Linked DNA regions of Homo sapiens: region 1 is linked to region 2. Evidence: chromatin loops called from intact Hi-C (ENCODE). Cell type or tissue: OCI-LY7. All regions are shown on one strand. Each heading gives the region's core, and the rest is flanking DNA. Links, peaks and the distances in the headings are about the cores only. Region 1 overlaps CELF4 (CUGBP Elav-like family member 4). Region 2 overlaps CELF4 (CUGBP Elav-like family member 4).

Region 1 (8,329 bases), core at 187-8,186, 62 kb before region 2:
GGTTTCGCCTCTAAGGCCTGAAGGTCTTCAGAGAAGGGAGAAATTGGGAGGCCTGAAGGAGAAATGAGGATTACTCCAGGCTAGAGGCTAGGGAATTTGGGACCTAGCCAAACTGGCTGGGGCTGAGGACTGGGACTGGTTCTATGCGGGCATTTATGATGGTTAAGCTAGTAAAACTTAAGATAAAATCATGGGATCTTAACTCGCCCCCCAGAACTGATTTGGTCCAATGTTGGAATTACCTGCATCAACCCCCGAACCCTGCGACTCAGCCTGCTTGAACATGTCTGTGACCAGAGGCTCACTACCTTGTGGGACAGCCCAGGCCACTGGCAGAGGCTATGAGGGAGGGCCTCAGGAGTAGAGGGCAGCACAGGCCAGCCCGTGCTATCCCTGGTCCCCTCCTTCCTGGCTCTCAGCCATGCTGAAGTTTACCAGGAAGGTCAATCCGAGCAGGCTTTGCACAGAGCACCCCTACCTCACCCCACACCCCTTTACAAAAGAGGTCCTGCTTCAGTCTCTGAAAATAAAGTTGGTGCCATTGCTGCTGGCCCTGAAAGCCGGCCGACCCACTTTCAGAGGGTGTGAGACCACTGGTGCAACTGTCAAAAAAGTGGGAGTGAGGAATTGCCTGTGGAATGCCTGTGATGTGGCACAGCTGTCTGCTGGCGTGGCAGCCTTTGATTCTTCAATATTTAAGCCACACACAAAGGCACAGAAGGGCACAAACTCGAGAAAGACACAGAGGACGCAAATATGCTACCTAAGGGTAGCTGAAATTTTATTCCCTTCCCCCTTATGAATCTCACAGAATTGGAAACCATGTCAGTAGCTGGAATAAACATGCAGAGTTAGCAGTGCTGCATGAAGAAGCTCCTCTTGTCCACACCCTAAGACTGCTTTCTTGACTCAGCATCCTCATGGAAGCATCAGGGTGTGATCTAAGCTGAAGGCAAATGCGGCACGTGTGTGGGGGGTGGCTGCTGCTCCAGCCAGCTTGCTCTTCTGTAACCCCTGACCATCTCCACCAGGCTGTGTGAGGGTAGACTCTTCCAGGTCCCACCAATATTATCCGGCCCTTCTCCTTCACTGAAGAAGCACAGATTTGTTCATGGAAGACATGTGCATAGTCTTTGGCAAGATATCCTCTTTCCCAGACTTCCTTGCAGCTAGGGTGGCCCTGTGACATAGCTCTGGCCAATGAGACATACTTAGATGTCTCCTGGAGAGGGGACCTCTTGGAAACCTTTTGCATTCCCGATAGAAGGGACAGAGGCAGCTGGACCTGCTCTGCTTGATGACAGATGCAATGCCCTCCGACAGCAGTGAGAAGGACTCTGTTACGTTGTTGCTGTTGCATGGTTATGTTGCTGAAGCAACACGAGGCCCCAGACTCTGTGATGTGCAAAAAACCCAAAGTGTTATTTGTTGAGGCCACTGCAGCCAAATGAATTTCTAAGTGGAAGGGTGGCCACTTAGAAATTACAATTCAGAGAGGTTAAATGGCTTCCCAAGGGCACACAGTAAGGCTCCAGGCAGAGCTGGGGATGGAATCAGACTCTGCCTTCCATTCAGAACAGGACTTCTCCAATGCAGAGGTAGGCCAGGTGTGTGGTGACACCTCGAGGGCCACTGCCCTGCCCCACAGGGCCCCCTGGGTGTCTAGCAATCATGCCAGAGTCTCCTGCCAGAAGAACCTGGTGTGTGGCCTTGGGGTGACGGGGACGGTTCCTGCCCTCATGCAGCTCTGGCTTTCCACAGGGTTAGTGCCCTAGGATGAGGAGGAAGGAGCATGGGCTCTGGCGCCAGATCTCTCCATGGTTTTCTGGTCTGAGCAAGCCCCTTTGCCTCAGTTTCCTCTTCCATACAATAGCACTAATAAGGCCTGGTTAAGACCTGGGTGATGCTGTCTTAAATAAATGAGATAATATTTGTGAAGTGTCTGGCTGTAGCGAGTACACAGTGATTGGTAGCTGTCATCGGAGTTAGAGAGACAAGATTCTTTGATCTGCTCTCTTATTTGGGATGATGCCACAAGGCTCAATCTGCAGTAGATGTAGGTGGTGTCCTGCCCATGACCCCTTCTCTTCCCCACCTCAGTGACAGTGGGTTGACTTCCAACTGCCAGCACCAGCACTTCCAGCTCGAGGGCTTCCTTTGACTGTGGAGCCCACTTTGCCCACGCATGCAGCAAGCCAGAAAAGCTAGAAAGCGGAAGACCCCTGGGCACAACCTCGGCCACAGCCTGGTGGAAATTGGTGCATGAATACCCCAGTTCTCTGGCCCCTTGGGTGGGATGACTCCAAGGAGTATGATTGACATTGGCTCTAGAGTCCCAGTGGGGTTCAGCAACACCCGCAGTGGAAGCTGGTCTGCCTGATAAGACACCCCTTATTGATTTCCTCTCTTCCTTGTCTCCACTATTGACCCAAGTTCCTGGGGTCAACCCCACAAAGAAGCTATTTGCACTCAAATGCTTGTCTACAGTCTGCTTCTGGGGGCGCTCCAACTAAGACAATATCCTTTAAAGCCTAACATTAGGCCAGTGGTGGTTGAACTTCTTGTGCCCACGAATCTCCTAGGGATCTTGTTAAAGGGTGGTGGCTGCTGTTTGAGTGACATGGCTCAGATGATCTAGAGTAAGCTCAAGACTCTGCATTTCTAACAGACCCCAGTGATGCTGATCTGATGTCCACATTTTAGCCAGGGCTTAGACTTCCGGTGCTGTTGACCTGCAGAGGCTCAGGCAAGGGCGAGATCAGTGTTGGTTAGAGCAACCTAGAGGAGCATCACAGAGGAAGGGAGCTTGGGGCTAGGTCCTGATGCCCTGGGAGGATTCTGGTGGGTAGGCTGGGAGGAGGCAGGTCCTTTCTAGGGAGCGGGGAAGCTGGAGACTTGCTGGGGCCTGAAGCCATGCCCAGCACCTGCAGGATTTCAGAGCAACTGATCTGCATGGAGTTGATTGGAGCCTACAGGCTGTAAGGGGCTAGAGGCTCTGAAGCACAGCAGTGTGAGAAAAGCCTCCTCCATCTCCAGACACATTTTCCCTGTTCTCACTCCCAATTCCAGGAGGAAAATTCACACTGACCTGGCTCCCCAAGCCTTCCTCCTCTTACTCATTTCTCGAGTTCCTCTCCCTTTACATACACAACCAACTTCTGTCCTCCCCACTCCATGGAGTCCTTTCGGGGCATCCCAGCTCTCTTCTGAAATATAATGGGACATATGGTCCAAACTGCATACTTGAGCCATTCTATATTTTTATTATCCTCTTAATTATTTCATCTGTGAATTAGGAGTCACAGGACTTTATTGTGGCAAAGGACTCCGAAGGTCATCCCCACTCGCATCATTGTTTTGTCATTAATAATACAACTTGGATGATTTCTAGCAATCCACAGCATATAAAGGGCGCACACATGTGATTTTCATGATAGAAATTAGGGAACTCAGACCTGGAAAGGTTGGGTGGATGCCCCAAGTTGGTTGGTGTCCTCTGCACAGGCTGACAGTGTTCTGAAGGGTGGAGCCGAGTGTTCGGCATCATTTTGCCTCTTCTGTGCTGGGCACAGGGTTGGGCACACCAGGCTCACCATTAAACACACTGTGCTCCTTCAGCCACCAGAAGGGGATGCCACCCACATGGCGCCCCCTGGTGGGCTCATGGGAACATACCACAAATGCCTTTGATTAAAAAAAAGGGTGCTTGAACCACAGTAAACTACGGCGCCCTAGAGAGACCTTATCTCCCCTGCACTCCAGCCCTTTCCTCTTTACAACAGCCGTTTTCATGAGGAATTAAAGAATAAAGAACAATGCCATTTTTTTCTATTATCACCCAGGCTTGCCCATTTTTGATGGCATGTGGCAGCCCACAGTTCCGGATCCCTGCAGGTCAACAACAAAGACGTGTCCTTCTGCTCGCCCACACACATGCGCCCAGCAGAAACCCTCCAATCCTAAAACACATCCATCCCGGAGCAGGAGCTCACACAGACATTCTGTTTCTCAGCCTCGTTTTCTGGCGAAAGGTCAACAAACCCTTTGCAGCCTCACACGGATTCATGCAGGCACAGCCCTTGTGGCAGCCTCACATTCTCGCTCCGGTGGACACACACCTCGCTCCACACATGCCCACATTCACACCTGCACCGGCGGCGAATGCCTGGGCCAAAGCACCTTCCACACAGCACTTCCTTTCTACATCCATGACCAGAGAGCGAAGCTTTCTCCTCTTTCCAAATGCACCCCCGCAGGGTGAGCTAGGCTGAAGACTTTCTGGAGGGGCATAGAGGTGATATGGCTGGAATAGGAGATGCCAGAATGATCTGTTGGTGCCTCTGGAAATGCCAAGGCCAGCAAGGTCGCTCAGCAGATGGGGAGCTGCCTCCCTCCCGCCCATCCTTGCTCTGGGTCAGTTCCAGGCACAGGCGCAGAAAGAGGAAAGCAGGTACAGGCTGGGAATCCAAGATGGGAACTCTGGAGTTAATGGAGCAGCCTGGGCCCCAAGGGCAGTGCTGGGTGCTTGGATGGGGACGGATTGGAAAGCTCCCCGAGCGGGGCAGAGAATTTGTTCAGAGGAAGTGATGTTGACTTTGGGCCTCCAAGGATGAATGGAAACTCTCCAGGCAGAGGGAATGACATGGAAAAAGAGGAGCTTGCAGGAAGGCTACGTGCATCTGGAGGGTTTGTGGCCAGGATGGTGTCTGCCCTGGCTGAATCTTGTGGGTGACAGAAGCCTGGGTGGTTTGCAGGTGGTGGGACCTTTATTTTACAATGACACCCTTGGCCAGCCTCTGAAGAATGCATCAGAGGGGTGAGGGCCTGGAAGCAGAAGGCCACTGTGGTGGTGTGGGCTCCTGCAGGGCATGTTGGCTTATCCTGCCATCTCTCTCATCTGAACTCCTGGGCACTTCCCTTCACTACCATTTTTGGGGCCCCTAAAGATATTTTCTGGATCATGAGCTGTCTTCACACTTGCCTCCCAAACCAGATTATAAACTCCTTCTGCAACAGGCCGTGTCTTACTTATTTTTGTCCGATGCCAGACACCCTCCCTCCCACAACCAAACTTCGCAGGGGGCAGGCTATCTGTAAACGCTGCTGCCGCTGACTTGGGTGATGGCAGCCGTGATCCAAGCCACATTGGGGCAGTGTGAAAATTGCAAAATGCCTGTCTGGTGTCCTTAGAATGAGACCTGAGCAGAGGGCAGGGGTGGGGGTACCATCAGGAATCCAGCCCCAGCCCTGGGGAGCAGGCAGTCTGGCTGCTCTGCGTCAGGGAGAGACATATCTGACCCACGCTTTATTATACTTGTCACCAATGGCGTCGGGTAGTGGAGAGCAGGAGACACTGTCGTCCTTGCTCTCCCCCTCTCCTCTCCTCTCCCTGTTGTCTTAAGTAATGTGAGTAATGCTGAGCTCATTATTCTTAGAAATATAAAGAAAGCTGGAAGGGTCTTGAGAGGCGATCTGGCCCACCGCCTCCTTCACAGTCTAGATGGTGTGTCCAGGGAGGGTCCGGGCTCATTGCTCTGCCCAGACCACGTGGCTTGTTGGTGGCAGGCTGGACCTGGCCCAGGTTCCCTCTGCTTATTATCTCATGTGCCCTCTTGTTTGTTTATTTCCTTCAAGTCATGTATGATGACTGCAGGCACAGAGGTTCTCTGGTTCTTTCAGATCAACTTGTTAGGGAGCCTTTCTGGGCACAGCCCATGGCAGGCCTGGACTATGTCGTGGGGGCCACTGAGAAGATGAGGCCCCTATGAGAGTCAAGAGTCACTTGCTTGAAAAATGTGGAACCCTCAGGACAGTGGTTGGGGCAGGGAAGGAGAAAGTGGGCCGTCTAGGAGGGAAGACTGTGGGCACAGCCCCAGGGAGAAGGAGGACTTTGAGATGTCTCTGTGGGGAGGAGATTGAAAAGATTTTGCATGAACACAGTGGGACAGGGGGCTGGGCTAAGGGATAACGTGGAAGAGCAGAGGCAAGTTTCGAAGGCATCACAGATGTAGCCCCTATACCCATCTGTCCCTCAGTACCTGGATTTAAAGTGCTTTGGGCTTCTCTCTTGGAACCTTGGTGTTCCCTTCTGTATAATGAGCCCAGGCTGGTGTTCTGTGGTGAAGGTCCTGTTTGGCTGGAAAGCCTGGCTAGGGCACATGCCTGCCAAGCAGGTTTGCTGTTGGGATGGGGGCTCTTCTGAAGGTATGGGCTGGAGAAATGCCCCACATGAGTGGGTCTCAAGGCCTGGGTTCTGGTCCCAGCTCTGTTATAGCAAAGTCTCCATTCACCTAACCCAGGAGAGAGTTGAGCTGGAGTCGGTGCTGAAACTGCTAAGCCCTTGGGTCAAGTCTGCCCTGCAGACGTGGGTGCATGTGAACGGCAGGCGACAAATGATCCTTAATGCCCGGAGGTGGACTCTGCCCTCTGCTCCTGCCCGTACTCCCCACCTACCCGGTGCTCACACCATTGGAGCTTTTGCCTCTTCACAAGTCATCCCTCTTGTAACACTCTAAGGACCTTTGGGCTTGTTCCCTGAATGAATGAGAACCAGCAAGTAAGGGAGGAACGCTCTGCCCCAGGGCCTCACTGTCCCACCTTCTACCCACCCTAGGCCCGGGATGGGGTTTCTCTACCTTGGCATTGTTGACACTTGGGGCCAGATGATGTTTTGCTGTGGGACTGTCCTGTACATTGTAGGATATTTAGCGGCAGCCCTGGCCTCTACCCATTAGATGCCAGTAGCATCTCCAATGTCAAATGTCCCCCGCAGGGCAAAATTGAGAGCCACTGCCCTAAAAGGACAGATGAGTACTTCTTTTCAGGGAATATGAGAAAGAAGAAAGATATATCATCCATTCTCCCAAAGAGAAAGAAAAAAGCATGAATCCAGGTGAGATACAGAGGAAAGGCTGGGCGACCCCCATGACTCAGACACTATTGTAGGCCTTTATCCTCCCTACTGTGGAAGAGCCACAGGGCAGCCCCTTTCTCAGTGTTATGAGTTGAATTGTGTTCCCCTCACAAGATGCTGAAGTCCTAACCCCAGGACCCATGAAAGTGACCTTCTTTGAAATAGGGTCTTTGCAGATGATCAAGTTAAGACGAGGTCATTAGGGCAGGCCCTAACGCGATATGACTGCTGTCTTCATAAAAAGGAGAAGTCTGGACACAGACAATGTACATTGGAAAGATGATGCAAAGACACAGAGGGAACGCCATCTACAACTGAGGAATGTCTGAGGCTCCCAGAAGCGAGGAGAGAGGCCTGGAACTGATTCTCCCTCACAGCCCTCAGAAAGAACCAACTCTGCCAACACCTTGATTTGGGACTGCCAGCCTCCAGAACTGCGAGACAATACATTTCCGTTGTTTAAGCCACCCAATTTGTGGTGCTTTGTTGCAGCAGTCCCATGCTAATACACTCAGCAAGAGGAAGAACAGGACCGGGGAACTGGAAGAGTGTGTGGATCTGGCTGAGATGATCTCTGCAGAGAAACAGAAGGTGGCAGGGGCTGGGAGGGAAGATGCAGGTGCTGATGGGACCCAGACTCACTGTTCAGAGACAAAAACCAACACTGTGCCTACAGGACAAACAAGTGGAAATACATCCCATTTCTAAAATGAAAAGCTTTGATTGCACCGATCACTAGAAATTGTAAAACTACCCCGAAGAATTAACAGCCTCCATACATGCTAACTACATCCATCATAAATTCGTCTTTAGTTTCTGTTATCATATCACTGTCTCTGGGGACCCCTGTCTTGTCATCATTTGCCCTTTATAATTTATTCATCTTGTTCTTGCCTTCATCCTTTCTACTTATCATTCATCTTTACAGTTGTACATAAAATTAGATGGATCCCTCAATGGCAGGACTGTCAGGGAGGGAGATGGGCCTTGCCAGGGAAGCCCCCGTATGGTGATGGGGGCCCCACCAGAGCCTCCTGTGGATGTCAGGGTTGAGGTGGGGTGGGCCAAAGTTGAAAGAGGGAGGGAGGAGAGGGAAAGGAGAGACAAGTCTGAAGGATAAAAGAAGAAAGTGTTGGTGAGAGAGATAGAGGAAAATGGGCAGAGGGAGAGAAGAGAGGAGAAAATGGGGGCACAAAGAGAAGAAAGAAAAAGAAAAAGAAAGAAAGGAGGAGGAAATGGGATTAAGAAAGAGAAAAGTGAGAAGAAGGGATAGAAAGGAGAGACAGTCTGAGATAGCGGTGCTAGAAATCCATTTGAGCTCTCTGAAAAGAATTTTCCCACTTTAACATCTTTCCTGGTAAACTCAAAGAAGGTCACATTGAATTTCCATGGAAGTGACCCATCCTGAGTCGCGGT
Region 2 (8,329 bases), core at 47-8,046:
AGCAGATAAACAGAGAAATCAAAGCAGGTGGCTAAAAGTGAAGGAGGAATTCTCAATTCCTGCATTCAACCGACGAACTTCACTAAAGCCATAATTAATATTCAGATAACTATATTCCGACACATAGAATAAACAAGATCATTTAAAGGATGCAAAATACATCCCCAGGGCCAGAGGGGAAGAGAGGGAGGGGAAGAGAAGGGAGGGAAGGCAGAGGACTGGGTATGAATGCAGACACTTCCTGCTCTGGCCTATTGTCTGGTCGGTTTCAGCCTTAGAGAAGAGGTGACATGCCTCACAGAGCCGGGTGTTTACAGAACCCCTTCTGAAAGCGAGCAGGGGCTGGGGCTGCACAGCACTGTTCCAGGTCGTGGAACCCTGATGCTGCCAGTAGAAGCAAGAGAAACTGAGGTGCCATGTCCCAAAGGCTTGCGATGTCTACATGGCAGGCTGACGGAAAGCTGTCCTCTGTACTCATTTCCTCACCCTTGAAGCTGTCTGAAGGCATGGCTAGTCCTAGGCACCTGGCTGCCGTGTGGCCTCGGATGGGAGGTGGGCCTCCCTGCACCCAGGTCTTCTCCAACAATAGAACACCATGCTGGAAATCCTCCCTGACTATGGAGGATTAGCTAATTGGTGATTCTGGAATTAAAAATAATGCCTCTGTATGATTTGGACCAGGTGGAATCTGACTCTTTAGATTAAAATCTACATGACAGTACATACCTTATTGGCGTTATTTATTGTCTTTTTGTTGTTTTTCCTAGTCAGTCTTTTCAAAATGTTAAAATAAGACTGAATTCATTGTACGGAACAAATTCTGAAGACAATTGCTCCTGTTTCAAAGAGCAGTGGCCCAGGGATCCGAAGTTGCAGACTTTCCGAGCAGCTCCCAGTCCCCACACAACTCTGAGATCTATATGGCAAAATTCAGGAGCCACCTTTATCATATTAGTCTACAGTGATCATGAGAGTAGCAGGAAGAGTTCACGTAACCCATCACTTGACATGGTACACGCTCCCCTGTGTGCACATGTGGGCCGTTAGGTAATACACGTGTATTACTTAAGAGCGTTTATATGTACTGTGAGCTCCGAAGGGATAGTAAGCAGCCACGTTCTGAACACGGGATTCAAGCCAGCCCTGAGCACCCCTGGGGAAAGGGGCGGCCACCAGGAGGCCAGGCCACAGAGGAGCATGCTCAGGTGAGCCCTGCCATCACAGTGTGGAGATCCCTACTTGGATCCACACTGGCCACGCAGCGAGAGAGAACACGATTCACTTCCTGGTAAAAAGGACCTTGCTAACCTTTCCTGGTCTCTTTTTGGGTTCCTCTAGTCTCGAGGGCCTTGTGGCTGAACAACAAATGTTATTGAAAACTTTAATTCCTGTTTTTGGGGAACATCCATCTCCCTCCCCACGCCCCTGCACATATGTCCTGTTTATGTCTCTTCCTCTGAGGATGGTGCTGACAGTGCTGGGAGCCCAAGTTGCATCCTGGGTGTCATCAATGCTCCTCTGGAACCACTTGCATTGTGGTTGAAATTTCCCCTGACGCCTGGACATTTTTTTGTTGTTGTTGGTTTCCCTGGAAATGACGCTCTCTGAATCACAGCTGTTTGGAGCAATGAGGGGAGGTGGGAGGATACTCCCTGGAGGGGTGATGGGAGGGGTGGGGTGGCAAACAGGCTTTTCCAGGGAAAGCTGAGAACTGCACAGGCCAGAATGGTTGTGGGGTAAGGCTTGTGGTCTTCAGAGTCCCAAGGGACAGGTGTTAGGGCGAATGGTGCATTGGAACCTGAAGGACTGGAAACTCTTTCTTCTCTAGAGTCTGACTCTCTTCTTTGTACTTTCCTGTCTCCCCCACTCCCTCCTAAAAGGGAACTTCCTGAGCAACAGCCATCTTCTCAGCCCTCGGCAAGGGGTCCCCAGCTACAGGTCTATGCAGGGCACCTGTGTGCTGCTCGCTAGCGCCTTTTCTCCACGTTTTTGCCTAATCTGAGCATCACAACATCTGTGTGGGATGGGTGAGGCAGAGATTGCTATTTGCATTTTACAGATGCAGATAGGGAGTGGGGGAGGTGGTGGCCCACCTGAGATGGCACTGTGAGACAGGAGGAGCCCTGGCCCCAGTCCCCAGGCAGCAAGTCCCCGCACATCTTGCACTTGCTCCCTCCCACACTCCGCCATCACCATCACCCCCATCTCCCAAAGCCACAGGCTCGTGTGCAGGCGGCCCAGGCTTTCACACGCTCACATAAAGCTCCCAGGCCTGGAGGGAGGCTTGGAGGACACCTCCCAGTGATGTGAGCTGTGCTCTGCGAAGGGAGAGAGGAGATGCCCCACCTTGCCAGGGGGTGCTGGCTGACTCACTTCACAAGATTCCTACACATAAAGCCAAGGACAGATGTGATCTGATGTAGCACATTCCCTGGGACTGTCCCACAGCACGACTGGCGGGTGTCATAGGTCACCCATCCTCAGCCTGGCTTTCCCGACCCTTCTGGCCACTCAGCCCTTACCTGGGCTTTCTTCTGTGCCCTCGCCTCTTTGTCCCTGGCATTTGCCTCCTCCTCTTGTATTTGTCTTCTCCCCTTACATTTTCTGCTGTGCACTCAGTTATCACCACCTTGATCATGACTTTCATTTGAATCTCCAAACTGTCACTGCCCAAACCAAACATAGGCTGGTTCTCAGAGCAGGAAGAAGAAAAATCGAATTTGGACCCAATTCCTTTGGAGTTTGGGAAATCGCACCCAGGCTGGACTGAAGGGGCCCTGTGTACACGCTGAGAGCCTGGCATTCTCGGAGGAGAATGGTGCTCTCTATCCAAGAGAAAGAGTTCCCAGCAAGTCCTTGGGGGTGTCTTTCTGCAAAAGGGCAACCTGAGTGCTAACTTCAAATGGCCTTTATGATTAAGGCAGGGAGGCCAGTTCCCGGTCGGGTCTCTGTAAAAGGACATGGTTCCTCTGTCATGCCTCTGCAAAAGGACATGAAAATTACAGGTCTTCGGGGACCATTTCAGGCTGCTGTCTCCACCCCAACTCCACATGTGAGCCTGACAGGGGCTGTTTATTTTATTTCCTTGCTTCGCTGTAGGGGTTCAGGGATGAGCCCCGGAGGTGGTGACAGATGGAGACACCCCTCCCTTTGCTTTCTCTGAAAGTAAACTAAAGAAAATACACTCATTTTATGTCCGCCAGACACAAGCTCCTCCTGGGAGAAAACTTTTTTATTCAACCTGAGGTGCCCACCTGATCTGGGAGGGTCTTGGGATTTCTCTCGTCCAACCAGGCCTGCCTCCTTGGAGCCCTACCCTCCACATGGAAGCCGCGGACGTGACTCCCCGACCTGGTGTCCCATCATGGGCTCACCCCACGGGGCTGTGTGATTGGGGCACAGACATTTGTGCCCTGTGCCCCGGAGAGTCCCAGGCGCTGAATCCAGCTCTGGAGGCGGCCGGCTCCTTGGTCCGGGTTGTGCAGTAGTCCTGGTGCCCTCTGCTGGCCACGTCTGAAAACACAGGCGGCCTCTCGCCGCATCGGGCGGACCTTCCGGGAGGCCAGAGGGATGGCGGGGTGGGAGGGCGGCCTCCTCATCCCAGGGGATGGCCCTGGTCTCTCCTGTGTGCACCTCTGAGGCCCTGCTCTCTGTACTGTGTGCCTAGGGATGCATTCCTTTTTCCTTGTCTCTCCATGGAAGAAAGACCTCACACCTGGCTCGATTCTTCACTGGCTGTGTAGCCCTGGGCAAGCTGTCCAACCTCTCTGGACCTTGTTTTGCTCTCTGAAAGGTATCACCCATCTTCAAAGTCCATTACAAATGCCAGTTCCTGTGTGTAATCCTCTCCCGAGCCGTCTTACCTTTGGCTGCTGAGGCCTGGAGCCTCTCTCTCTGGCTCTCGACTCCTTCAGGGCAGAGGCTCCTTCCTCCCTTTTTGCTTTTCTGAATCCCCCAAGCACCCACAACGCTGTCTTTACCCAGAGCAGGCACTCACTCAGCAAATACCTGTTGAATTGATTTGTGTTAAAATGGCTGCCTGGGACTAGTGATTCCCTCAGGTGCCTCCTCTGCTCTGATTCTTTTTCATTCCAATTGTCGCTTGTGGGTTGGTCTCATTCCCAGGTGAGACTTTAGATCCTAGAGGGCAGTGTGAGGGAATAGCTGGCCTGGTGCTTTAGCGAATATAGAAAGCAATTCTGACATTGTGGAGCAGTTACTTACGGGGTTCTCTCTCCCTCACTCAGCAGCACATTTCCCAGAGCCCGACTGGAAGATCCAGGCTGTAAACAACATGCTAAGGCGGGACTCCTGCTCCGTTCCTCCCGTCACCTCCCGTGTGCCTCCCCTCCTGGCACCTCCTCACCCCAGCACCCCTCTCTGCGGAGTCTCCTTCCCTGGCCGGTGGGGACCCCTGCTGCTCCCAGCAGCTCCCTCCCTGCCCCACCCTGCTGCTCTCAGGAAGCAGTGGCAGGCTTGAGAATGAAGCAATCCTCGGTCTCATCAGGGTTCTCAACGCCCTCCCCGACATGACAGACTCTTCTCCAAGGCTGCTCCTGCGCAGCAAACACACTGCCTCTTGGAAACGACAGTAACAGCTAATGTTTATTAATAGCTCACAGTGTGCTGGGAGCCTCTCCGAGAGCTTTGCACATATTATCTCATGTAATGCTTCTAATAACCCTCAACAATGGCTCTGTTATTATCTTTATTTTATAAAGAGAAAGCTGAAGCACAGAGAAGTTAAGCCACTTGCCTAAGGTCACCCAGTTAGAGAGTGGGAGAGCCCACATTCCAAGCCAGACAGTTTGATTCCAGAGCTCTTGTTCCTGACATTCCTTCAGGCAACAGGATGCCTGGGGTGGTGGACAAGGGCTGGGCACCTCTAAGACACACACACACACACACACACAAACACACACACACACACACACGCGTGCACGTGCACACACAGACACACAGCCTAAACACATGCACAGCTGTGTCCCTTGTGCTGTGCGTGTGTGAACATTCCAGTGACAGTCACACATGCCCATGTGTGTGTCTTCACTCATGCACTCTTGTTAGTCAGTGCACACGCAATGCTCTCCGCACTGTTTGATAGAACTTTCTGGCATGCAGAAAATGTGCTATGTAGACAGCACAGACTGCCTACCACTGTAGCCCCTCTTTACTTGTGGCTGTTGAACCCTGGGCATGTGGCTAGTAAAACTGAAAAACGGATTTTTAAATTACATTGGAATAAAGTTAATTTAAATGTAAATGTAAATAGCCACACACCGCTGTTAGCTACCAAATTGGTCATGCTGTCATGGGCTTGCTGTGAGGATGGAGAGAGGTGATGATCAGGTCTCATGTGCAGCGCAGGCCTGGCACATTAGAGAGCTGGACAATAGACATAGCTTTATTAATAACTACCCAATTATAACAGTGCATATGCATTGATGTGTGCGTAGCTCTCCCTGTCTCCACCTAGCCTTGCAGCCAGACACCCCATTATTCTTTACCAGGGCAGTTGAATACCACCCTCCTGACTGTGGGCTCAGACCCCAGAGTATCTCTCAAGGTGACAAGGAAGGAGGGCTTGGCTCTGGAGTGCCTGTGAGAGAAGTTTGGGGTGGGGACCCAAGTGCCTGTCTCACTTGCTGGTACCCAGGAGGATGTGGAGAGGTTGCCTGTGGCCCTAGGGTCCTCCCGTCCACTGGCTCCCTGGCCCCAGCCCAGAGCCTCCCAGGTACCTGGGTGAATGATTACATCTCTCATTTGTAAGTAAAACAGCAGCGTCTCTCTTTGTGTGTTGCTTTTATTGTTTTTTTACTTTAAAACAGGGAAAACGGGCCAGCGGTCTGCCTCAGGCATTTGGTCATGGCTCTGGGGGCCAAAGAGAAGTTCCCAAGGAGCTCTTCCCTTCTAGGGGTTCAGAGAAACGAGCCAGCACGGTCAGGCTGGTGGGGGTGGCTGGGTCGGGATATGTGGGCCACAAGGACACAGATCGTGGGGCAAGCTGGGTGGGAAGGCTCCAGACGCAGCAGTGGGGCAGGGAGGAGGGAGCTCTGCGACCTACATCACCACTGTGAATCTGGCTGACTCACCCCTGGACAGCAGTTCCCGCTCTCCCTGCTGCGTGGAATGCAACCTTGGCATCCTGGGAAAGATGCTCCAAGAAAGGGCAGCAGCAGTGGCCCTGGCAAGGGCTGGAGGGAATGAAGCTACAGCATGAGGGATTTAGGTGGGAGCATGGGAGGGACAGAGCTGGGCTAAGTTCTGTGAGATGGTGCAGGACAATTTGAGGCAGGAGGAACAGTTTCCTTTATCTCATTCATTAATGACAAAGTGAGGGCTGGCAGTGTCAGTGTGGGTGAGCACCTGCCTGGAGGTGGAGTGGGGGCATGGGGAAGGAGGACTCCCAGCATCCTCTGTTCTAGGCTTCACGCATGCATGACCTCATAGTGTGCATCACACAGTCTGTGACCTAATTGATGCTCAGTCCACACTGAGGAGGAACAATAATCACATCTAGGAAGTCTTGTTTAATTTGTTCTATTATAAATGACTTTAAATACCATGACATATTGATGCCTCTCAAATTTATACCTCCAGCCCAGATCACCACTCTGAGCTCCAGGATCATATTCCACCTGCCTTCCTAATGCCTCTCCTTGGACATCTAACAGGCCTCCCGCTCTCAGCAAGGCCAAATCAGAATTTTGATCATCCATCCCTAAAACATGTTCCTTCCCAGTAAACGGCCCCACTCAGCACTGAGTGCCTCTATTCGTCCTGGGCGCCTCTCTTTCTCCCCACATCACACCCAATCCACCAACAAGTCCTGGGACCCCTATCTCCCAAACACATCCTGACCCCGTCTGTTTCTCGCACCTTCACTGCCCTTCTTAATCCATGCCCCACCATTGCTCCTCTGGCTGCCCCCCTCCGTGTCTGCTCTCCTATAGCAGCTGGCTCCACACAGCAGCCGAAAGATCTCTGTGAAACATACATCGGAACATGGCTCTTCCAACACTTCTTGCTAACCTTAGAAAACAATTCAGACACCCCTGCCAGGCCTGATACAACCTGCCCCCACCAGCCCCTCCCACCTAATTCTCCCCATTACCCCAGGACACGCCTGTCACACTGCTCTTCCTCCTGTCTCTTGAACACACAAAGCCCATTCCTGCCTCCGGGCCTTTGCACCTGCTGTTCTCTCTGCTGGAAGTGCTTTCTCCCGCCATGTCTGCTTGTTGTTTGGATCTTGGCTTCACTGTCAGTTCCTCAGAGGAGCCCTCCCCACTGACACGTATACAGCGGCCCCAGTCATGCCTCATCCATATGTTTTAATTCTCAGCACAACACTTATGATCAGGTTTTTAATTTTAATTTTTAATGTATCATCTGACTTCCTCATGAAAATGTGAGCTCCAGGAGATCCAGAGGTTTCTGTGCCATGGTCATCGTTGTGACTCCAGCAGTGGCACAGAGTGGGTGATCAGTAACTGTTTGTGAATGAGTGAATTATTCAATCCTGATGGTGTTTGTGGGAGAAGGCCTTCTGCCTAGGGTAGAAGTGGGAGCTCATAAATGTGTTTCCTGGACTGGCTCTTGTGTACGAATTGCAAGACTAATTAAACTCATACATATTTGTGGAAATGCAAATATAATTTTATTTACCAATGACTGTAATAAAGGTAAATGCTCCTTACTTAAACAAACAATTCACTTTGGGAATAGAGCTGTAAACAGAAGCAATAAATAAACACTCGTTATTGAGTGCTCGCTGTGCACCCACTGAACTTCACGAGCTGGCTGCTCTGATCTTCCATGGTGGCATCTACACTTAGGAAGGCTGAAGCCCAGTCATGAAGACCTCTACTCCCTGGATGTGGGTACTTAACCACAATAGGCACAGGCGCTCTTCCCCAAGCGTACGACTCATGGGAGCATGGCTGGGCATCTTGGCTGTGCCACTTACTTGCTCCGTGCCCTGGGAAGTTAGGGCAGTTAAACTCTGTGCCTCTGTTTCTTTGTCTGTAAAACAGAAATTGAAATGTTCTCCTAGGAAAACTGGGAACATTAAATGAGATAGCACATTAGAGCACTTGGCATCATGCTGGGGATACGGTAAATGATAAATACATGTTAACAATTCCTCTCTTATTATTATGATTATGATTATTATCATTATATGAGACTATTCTAGATGTTTCTACATTTTCTCACTTAATTGCCATAATAACTCATGAAGCCAGTGTTGTTATTCTTGACTTACAGGTTAGGAGACGCTCCAAGCTCCAGGAATGAAATGCCTTGCCCCTGACCATTGCCTGGCTCT

Evidence for each region. Peaks named below come from ENCODE experiments on the same cell type or tissue, not always from the same donor. Only the 100,000 strongest peaks of a DNase experiment are listed, where the experiment ranks them.
Region 1: it touches region 2 in a loop (2.8-fold over the local background); 6 of 110 quality-filtered maps call a loop at or near these places.

The regions. Positions count from the first base shown.
Region 1 is chr18:37,472,737-37,481,065 of GRCh38, forward strand. All of the region lies in intron 2 of CELF4 (CUGBP Elav-like family member 4), which reads right to left. Among named protein-coding and RNA genes, the nearest start is that of SNORA111, 10 kb to the left of the region's middle. In OCI-LY7, for the core only: CTCF peaks have their summits at 3,663 (motif pointing left) and 3,862; a DNase peak (open chromatin) is centred at 3,655.
Region 2 is chr18:37,534,559-37,542,887 of GRCh38, forward strand. All of the region lies in intron 1 of CELF4 (CUGBP Elav-like family member 4), which reads right to left. Among named protein-coding and RNA genes, the nearest start is that of CELF4, 27 kb to the right of the region's middle. RefSeq lists an enhancer at 5,948-6,242. In OCI-LY7, for the core only: CTCF peaks have their summits at 3,502 (motif pointing left) and 3,707; DNase peaks (open chromatin) are centred at 283, 1,953 and 3,483; H3K4me3 peaks cover 1,252 bases; H3K27ac peaks cover 2,884 bases.